Regions from separate parts of the Homo sapiens genome. Here region 1 is linked to region 2. Evidence: chromatin contacts called from ENCODE Hi-C or POLR2A ChIA-PET data. All regions are on one chromosome and are shown on one strand. Each heading gives the region's core, a stretch centred on a gene start or an enhancer-like site at or near the end of the contact. The rest is flanking DNA. Distances are from core to core; before and after follow the strand shown.

Evidence for each region. A loop is a pair of places that touch in the nucleus more often than their neighbours do. ChIA-PET counts read pairs that join two places held with the same protein, here RNA polymerase II (POLR2A). Pooled maps may share reads with other maps.
Region 1: a pooled map shows a loop between it and region 2 (6-fold over the local background). The contact joins two enhancer-like sites. A Hi-C loop is called at or near these places in 3 of 50 pooled maps. POLR2A ChIA-PET finds 5 or more read pairs at or near these places in 3 of 52 experiments (Caco-2, GM12878 and OCI-LY7).

What each region holds. Positions count from the first base shown.
Region 1 is chr17:77,105,270-77,109,960 of GRCh38, reverse strand. It overlaps a transcript of SEC14L1 not described here. Among named protein-coding and RNA genes, the nearest start is that of MIR6516, 18 kb to the right of the region's middle. RefSeq lists enhancers at 2,090-2,419, 2,533-3,197, 3,260-3,309. Within about 2 kb of position 1,651, at least 5 of the 41 ENCODE cell types and tissues checked have a DNase peak (open chromatin) inside an H3K27ac peak, as active enhancers do.
Region 2 is chr17:76,837,827-76,841,991 of GRCh38, reverse strand. No RefSeq gene overlaps it. Among named protein-coding and RNA genes, the nearest start is that of LINC00868, 16 kb to the left of the region's middle. RefSeq lists enhancers at 185-701, 1,956-2,005, 2,116-2,175, 2,426-2,475, 3,116-3,840 and a silencer at 2,189-2,384. Within about 2 kb of position 2,067, at least 2 of the 41 ENCODE cell types and tissues checked have a DNase peak (open chromatin) inside an H3K27ac peak, as active enhancers do.

The DNA.
Region 1 (4,691 bases), core at 402-2,901, 270 kb before region 2:
AGAAAATGTTTGCGAGCCTACAAATTATGATGAATTATGATGCTATTTTCAAAAAAAGAGGCATATTAGGATATCAGCATTTTACGCATTTAGTTAATGTAACAGCTAACAGTCTGCTAAACTGTGGTGAGGCTGGGGACTCTAGTGGCTGGAAATGAGTAGATGCTAAGTACTGGTAGACTGTTTTGTTCCTTTTAGAACATATGGAACGGCATATCCTTCCAAGGCTGAGCATTAAACAATAAAAGCTACAGAAAGCAAAGAGAAAATATACCTTTGAACAGTTAGTTTCAGTTCGTTCTCTTTCAGAGTGTTAAACAAAAATCATAGGAGGCCCTTGTTTTGGACTAAACTCCTGCACTAGGCCCCAAAAGACCAGACAAAAATCAAAATGGAGTCACCCGTGCTCAGCAAACCAACACTGAGTTGTTATCTGACTTCCCAAGAAATCAGGCGAGAGAAATAGCAGCCTAATTTCCCAAGGAGGCCAGTTTCAGTCTCAAGTCAGCATGCTAATGAAGTTCCCTCTGTTTTAACCCTTACAACAAACAGTAACTTGGTGGGCTCTGTGACCCACGCCTATGATCCCAGCACTTTGGGAGGCCCAGGCAGGAGGATCACGTGAGGCTGGGAGTTTGAGACCAGCCTGGGCAACATAGCAAGATATCATCTCTATAAGAAAAAAGAGATGTAACTGTGACTGGTTATCTTTTTCTTGTTGTCTTTGTATTGTCCTGTATCTCTTCCTGCCTTACAAAGAATTTAACTTTGAAATGACCAATATGCTTTTTGTTCTGTTTCTGCTTTCTTCAGCCCTTAGTCTATAAAGCCAAACCCCAGGCTGGGTGCGGTGGCTCACGCCTGTAATCCCAGCACTTTGGGAGGCCAAGGCAGGATGATCACCTGAGGTCAGAAGTTTGAGTCCAGCCTGACCAACATGGTGAAACCCCATCTCTACTAAAAATACAAAAATTAGCTGGTGTGGTGGCTGGCACCTGTAATCCCAGCTACTTGGGAGGCTGAGCCAGAAGACTCGCTTGAAACCGGGAGGCAGAGGTTGCAGTGAGCTGAGATCAAGCCACTGCAGTTCAGCCTGGGTGACAGAACCAAACTCTGTCTCAAAAAAAAAAAAAGAAACAGATGACATATACATTCTTTTTTTTTTTTTTTTTTGGAGACAGAGATGAATGTATATATACATGTCAGCTGTTTCTTTTTTTTTGAGACAGAGCCTGGCTCTGTCGGCCACACTGGAATGCAGTGGCATGATCTTGGCTCACTGCAACTTCCGCCTCCCAGGTTCAAGCGATCCTCCTGCCTCAGCCTCCTGAGTAGCCCAGACTACAGGCATGCACCACCATGACTGGCTAATATTTTTGTATTTTTAGTAGAGACAGGGTTTCGCCATGTTGCCCAAGCTGGTCTCAAACTCCTGACCTCAAGCCATCTGCCCGCCTCTGCTCCCAAAGTGCTGGGATTACAGGCGTGAGCCACCACACCTGGCCTATACATTCATATTCTATGCTGGGGTCCCATCCCTCTGGCCCTCTGTTTCAGTTACCTGTGGGAAGAACCCACACGAACCATAGGGCTGCCACCTCCCAACTGTCCAGAGGAGACACACTGGACCCAGGTCTGTAGCAAGGGCTTCCTGCCGGACAGAACTGGGTTATGACGACCACGTTTAATGCAGAAACTCGGGACTCTGGATGGGGAAAGTGGAGCTCAGATAGTGCCGAGATGAGTCATCACCATGGGCTTTATTGAGCACATTTATATGGCAGCACTGCACACTCGCCCAAACAGCTGGAGGAAAGCTGCTCAAATGGGGAGAATCTAAGTCCGTGTGTGTGTGCGTGCGCATGGTATGGGGGGGCATGGAACAGGGGGCTGAAAACTGACACAAACATTTATACTGGCTGGGAGCAGTGGCTCACACCTGTAATTTTAACACTTTGGGAGGCGGAGGTGAGAGGATCGCTGGAGCCCAGGAGTTTGAGACCAGCCTGGGCAACATAGTGAGACCCCGTCTCTGTTTTTAAATAAATAAATAAAAAGTCAATACCAAATTGTGTTCAGAGACTGTGGGCTAAAACCAGCCAGCATGGCTCCTTTCTCAAAGGGACTTTCAGGCATCTGTGATAGTGTCAGCAAGCTCCAAGTAAAGCTTGAAAACCAACTCAGCCGTCAGCGCGTGGGAAACCTTTAGAACGCCACTGTGGAGAAGCCTTTGCTGTTGTTGCAAGAAAGTCAAGGAGGGCACCTTTACGTCACCGGGAATCCCCCAAGCCCCTCGGTGTGTGAGGAGGTTGCGGTTTATTCTGCCATCCACCGTTGTGGGTGGGGATCTTCTGACCTGGTCTACGGACTCCTGTATCTCATTTCTCTTTCCTGTTTTCTTGGACTTTCTCAATCTCTCTCCCCCTCTCTCCTTTTCATCTATGTCTTCATTAACTAGCATAACATAGAATAGAAATATATAATAGATTTTTTGTTTACTGAAAATACTTTTGAATTTTTTTCCATTTTTCATTAGTTTGAAACTACACGAAGGAGACTCTTTCTTTTCGTTCCTACCCAGCGCTCAATAGCTGTGTGACCTTGGCAAGTGATCGTCCCTGAGCCTCCATCCCTGTCTTTAAAGTGGAGATAAGGATGCCAGTCTCAGAAACTGTTCTGAGGATTAAATACCCAGAGCCTGGTGCCTGGAGCCTGGACCCCGGAGCCCGGAGCCTGGCGTGGGCTAAGTGGTCCTGAAGTGGAAGTGAGTTTTTGTTTGTGGCTCTTTGTTCTTTCCCCTGTGGGTCCACGGTGGTTGGCTGAATAAATTAGATTCTCCCCTGCCCCAGACTCTCAAGTCATTAAAGCTCTTCATTGATCAGCTGCTTCTCTCCAGTACTTAAGTGATCCTTGATGGTATATTACACCCCATGGGGGATGTGTGAACTCTTTTAGGTGATATGCAAATTACTGCTTTTCTGCAAAATGCCACCCTGGTGGCCGGATACAAGCATTCATGGGGAGTCAGCAAGGTGAACAGCAAAGAAAAGCCCGGGGCTGGAGAAGGAGAACGCAGCCTATTTCTCTCCTGAGAACCAAATAATTTTTCTTTTTTATTTTTTTTGAGAAAGGGTCTCACTCTGTTGCCTAGGTTGGAGTGCAGTGGCGCCACCAGGGCTCACTGCAGCCTCAACTTCCTGGGCTTAAGTGATTTTTCTCACTTCAGCCTCCTGAGTAGCTGGGACCACAGGTGCGGGCCACCACACCCAGCTAATTTATTTATTTATTTATTTTTTGAGATGGAGTCTCGCTGTGTTGCCCAGGTAGAGATGGGCTTTCACTATGTTAGCCAGGCTGGTCTCGAACTCCTGACCTCAGGTGATCCACCCGCCTCAGCCTCCCATAATTTTTTTGTTGTTTTATCTTTTTGAGATAAAGTCTCACTCTGTTGCCCAGGCTGGAGTGCAGTGACACGATCTCGGCTCACTGCAACCTCCGCCTCCCGGGTTCAAGCGATTCTCCTGCCTCAGTCTCCCGAGTAGCTGGGACTTCAGGTGCGTGCCACCACGTCCAGCTAATTTTTGTATTTTTAGTAGAGACGGGGTTTCACCATATTGGCCAGGCTGGTCTCAAACTCCTGACCTTGTGATCCGCCCACCTTAGCCTCCCAAAGTGCTGGGATTACAGGTGTGAGCCACCACACCTGGCCTCCTATAATTTTGAAATTATTTGTAGAAGACAGTCTCACTATGCTGCTCAGGCTGGTCTCCAACTCCTGGGCTCAAGCCATCCGCCAACCTCGGCTTCCCCAAGTGCTGGGATTACAGGCGAGAGCCACCATGCCCTGCCAGAACCAAATAATTTCAATGTCCCCTGGCCACGGAGAAGGAAAGTACAGGGTGATTTCCTTGATTCGTGGCAAAATTAGGTAGACGAACTGATATCCAGACTGACTTTTCCTTTTTTTTTTTTTCCTCTGAACTCTACTTATCTGCTTAAAAACAGAATCTCTCAAAATAATTCAACTGTCACAAATCCCCTCCCTGGGGCTTTTTAGGGAGTTTTGCACTAGGGAAGATTGTCTCCTCTCACCAGTCCCTCACCAGGATAAGCAATCACCTAAACAGCTGTTGTCACAAGACTAACATAAATCCCACCTGTGCTCCTCTGGGCCCATTCATCCTTCCTAAGAGTCCCCTGCTTCATGAAGATGGTATACAAGCCCCAGATCCTAACCACTTAACCTTGAGTCACATTTTTCTGTGAACTCTGGTGTACATGAATGTTTAAAAGTCTTTTCTCCTGTGAATCTTTCTTTGGTCAGTTTAATTTGCAGGCCTCCAACCATGAACATGAGGGTAAAGTTTTTCCTCCCTGACACAGGAGTTCACATCTCTGCACTATATCCTTACCATCATTTAATCTTTCGGAGGTTAATCTGAATGTTCTCTAAAACATGGGGGAATGGGACTATATCATGGAAAGAGGGTGGTAAGCACAATTTATAATATTACAGACTTACTAGGTACCCAGTACTTTGCAAATGGGACCTCCTTGAACTCTTTTTACGTGGGGTGGGGGGGGGGGTGGTCAGCGAGGAGCATGTCACAGGCTAGAGTCACTTTCTTGTTCACGAACACTGACCACACACTTGAGCCCTGTCTGGGTATAGGGGTAAACAAGACAGTCAC
Region 2 (4,165 bases), core at 818-3,317:
CAAGCCTCCAGGTTCCCCCAGCCAAAGCCCACCCCAAGTGATCCCCCCACCCTCTACCAGAGGAGCACTGGCCGGTCCAGCTCCGACTGGTCAGGGCACTCGGCCCCTCTCCCCACGAACAGCGCAATTTGCTGCCTGAGCTACAAGAGGTGTTTGTTTGAAACATGAAGGTACTGAAGGACTGATCCAGGTGCCCTGGACCCACTGGGTACAAGGGGAAACTAGTCCCTTCCGGAGGACGCTGCTGGAGGGGGTGGGGTCAGGTCCAGTAAGGAGCAGAGTGGAACCCCCTTGCGTGGCTGCATCAGAGGCCACCCAGGGGCCACAGCATGGGCAGTCACAACTCCAGCGTGGGGGTAGTGATGACTTCCCTTGCTCAGGAATTCCAGCTTTTGTCTTCCTTCTACCCTTCACCCAAAAGACCGGAACCGGGGGAGAAAAAAAGGGAGTGTCCTGGGGCAAAGGGAGACACAGCCCTCCACAGACATGGGTGGGTGGGGGGAACAAAAGGAGAGAGAGAGGGGGAGAGACTGAGAGGCAGAGAGAGAGAGAGAAAGGGAGGGAGAGGCAAAGAGAGAGGGAGAGACAGAGAGGTGGGGTGGGGGGAGGGAGAGACAGAGAGGCAGAGAAAGAGGGAGAGAGAGACAGAGAGGGAGAAAGAGAGGGAGAGATAGAGAGGGATAGAGAGGCAGAGAGAGAGAGGGAGAGAGAGGGAGAGACAGAGATGCAGAGAGAGAGGGAGGGAGAGGCAAAGAGGGAGAGACAGAGAGGCAGAGAGAGGTGGGGGGAGGGAGAGAGAGGCAGAGAGAGAGAGGAAAAGAGAGAGGGAGAAAGAGGGAGAGACAGAGAGGCGGAGAGAGAGAGAGAGGAAAGAGAGGCAGAGAGAGATAGAGACAGAGAGGGAGAGAGAGACAGGGAGAGGGACAGAGAGAGAGAGGGAGGGACAGAGAGAGAGAGGGAGGGACAGAGAGGCAGAGAAAGAGAGGCAGAGAGAGAGAGAGAGAAGCAGAGAGTGGGAGAGACAGAGAGGCAGAGAGAGAGTCGGGGGAGAAACAGAGGGAGAGAGGAGAAAAGAGACAGAAATAGAGAGAGACAGAGAGGGAACAAGAGGGCGGGGAGAGGAGAGAAAGAGACTGACTGAGGGAACAGAGGGAGTCAGGGAGAGAAAGAGGGAGAAAAGGAGAGAGAGGAAGAGACAGGTGGGGAGAGAGGGAGGTAGAAAAGAAGAGAGGGAGGAAGGGACAGAGAGCTTGGCTCAGGGAGGCCAACAAGACTGTTTTACCAGGAACACAGTGATGAGAACAGAGCTCTGGTCTGGAGGGGCTGATGCTCCCTGTGGAAGTCCAGCTCTGGTCTGGAGGGGCTGCGTGCTCTCTACAAGGAAGACGACGTGCTGTGCTAGTGAGTGTTGGGACAAGACCTCTTTGAGGAGGTAACACTGAATTCAGACTGGAGTGAGGAGGAGACACAAAGGTGCCAGGGAGGTAGTTCCAAGCAGCAAATGCAGGAGCCCTGGGAGGGGTCAGCACTGGGCAACTAGAAGGGGAAGGAGGAGATGGGGTGGGAGGGCTGGGCAGGCCAGACCACAGAGCAGCTGGGATGGATTCTGGTTGCAGTTAGGGGTGCAGGGAGCGAGGTGCTGGGATTTGTGCTGTAGCCGGGTCACTCTGGCTGCTGGGCTGGGGGACACGGGACAGGAGTGGGGAGGCAGAGAGCTGGGAGGGCCAGCCTGATCCGGAGTGGGCTGAGGCAGTGGGGGTGGAGGGAAGTGTAGGTTGGGATATGTCTGGAGGGACGAGCCCAGGTGACTGGCTCAGGGCAGGAGAAAGAAGGAAACAAATGCAACTCCTGAATCTGGAGGCTGAGCAGTGGCAGGTGCCGTTCTCTGCGATGGGGAAGGTGGGATCAGAGAATTTTCACGTGCTCAATCCATGTGCCTATGAGGCACCCAGGAGAGGTGTCAAGAAGAGATGGATCTCATGGGGGCTCAGGGGAGGTGTCAGCGCAGGGAACAGAAATGCAGAAGACAGCGGCAGATGCTCTACAAAGGCACGGCACAGGTATTAACAGCCTCCTAGGAGGCGCTGTCCAACACCGCAGCCAGCAGCCAGCAGCCACTGTGGCTATTTACATTTAAATTCATTAAAATGAAACTAAAAGGAAACCTCAGGCCGGATGCAGTGGCTCAAGCCTGTAATCCCAGCACTTTGAGAGGCCGAGGTGGGTGGATCATCTGAGGTCAGGAGTTAGAGACCAGCCTGGCCAACATGGTGAAACTGTCTCTACTAAAAATACAAAAATTAGCTGGACATGGTGGCATGCACCTGTAATCCCAGCTACTCAGGAGGCTGGGGCAGGGGAGAATTGCTTGAACCCAGGAGGCAGAGGTAGCAGTGAGCCGAGATCATACCACTACACTACAGCCTGGGTGACAGAGGGAGACACTCCATCTCAAAAAAAAAAAAAAGAAAGGAAAAAAAAGGAAACCGGTTTCTCAGTCACACTGACCACCTTGCACGTGGCTCATGGCTACTGTGTTGCACAGCACAGAGAGAACATCTCCAACATGGCAGAAAAATCTGTTGGGGCCGGGCATGGTGGCTCACGCCTATAATCCCAACACGTTGGGAGGCGGAGGCAGGCAGATCACTTCAGCCCAAGAGTTTGAGACCAGCCTGGGCAACATACTGAGACCCCCATCTCTACAAAAAATAAAAAATTAGCCCAACACAGTGGTGCATGCTTGCAGTCCCAGCTGCTCAGGAGGTTGAGGCATCAGTGAGCAGTAACTGTGCCACCGCACTCCAGCCTGGATGACAGAGCAAGACCCTGTCTCAAAAACAAAAAAAAAAGCACCTCTGTTGGACCATGCTAAGATAGAAAAGACAGCCAAGAGCTGAGCCAGGCACAGGCCAGCATTGAGTGCTCAGAAACGACACCTGAAAAATGTGCTGTCTGGGGGGCCTGGAGCTGAGAGGTGACGTCGCTCATCAGAGACCTTGTCAAAGGCCAGTTCAGTGAAGAGCGGAGAGGACTGAAGTGAGCGGAGGGGAGGAAGTGTAGACCATGAGAGGAAAGAAATAAGCATCAGGCCGGGCGCTGTGGCTCATGCCTGTAATCCCAGCACTTTGGGAGGCTAAGGCAGGCAGATCAAGAGGTCAGGAGTTCGAGACCAGCCTGGCCAACATGCGAAACCCCGTCTCTAGTAAAAATACAAAAATTATCCAGGTGCAGTGGCGCGTACCTGTAGTCCCAGCCCCTCGGCGCAGGAAAATCACTTGAACCCAGGAGGTGGAGGTTGCAGTAAGCCGAGATGGTGCCACTGCAGTCCAGTCTGGGCAACAGAGCAAGACTCTGTCTCGAAGGGAAAAAAAAAAAAAAAGAAGCATCAGCTCAAGGGTGGTCACCTAGGACGTGTCATCATCACAGGAGGAAGGACTGGAGTCTTCAGGCCTCTATGCCATTGACTGTTCACGGCCTGGCTGACCCCTTTCTCAGGATGTCCTACAACAGCCGGAGCCCAGAGGACAGAGCCCAGGCTGAGAGTCAGCAAGCGGAGGGAGCACTCTGCCCTGAAGCCTGGGCTCACTCCCTGCACTGTGAGTTAAAGATGGCACTGAGCTGTCTTTCTGCTTATTCTAGATCCAGTTTCACTGGCGCTGGCCATGTCCAAGGCCAGGCCCTGAGCTCACCAGCTGAAATGGAACCTGTCTCAGGGGGTCCAGGCCAGCAGAGCCATTTCAACAGGGTCAAGCCTTCTCAGCCCAGAGCAGACCCCAGAAGCAAAGGGCTCCCACTCCAGGGCCCTGTGACAAGGCTCTGAGCCACTTCCTTCCACCGTGTGCTCAGGGCGAAGGTGGACAGCCCCAGACAGGGCCCGGGCATTCTTTGGGTGGCCTCCTACGTCTTTCCTCTGTGCCCCTTCCCTGCTGTCTCTTTGTGTGTCTGAATTTCCTCTTCTTTTCTTTCCTTTTTTTTTTTTTGAAACAGAATCTCACTCTGTTGCCCAGGCTGGAGAGTAGTGGCGTGATCTCAGCTCACTGGAAACTCCGCCTCCCAGGTTCAAGCAATTCTGTCTCAGCCTCTCGAGTATCTGGGATTACAGGCACGTGCCACCACGCCCGGCTAATTTTTGTATTTTTAGTAGAGACGGGGTTTCACCATG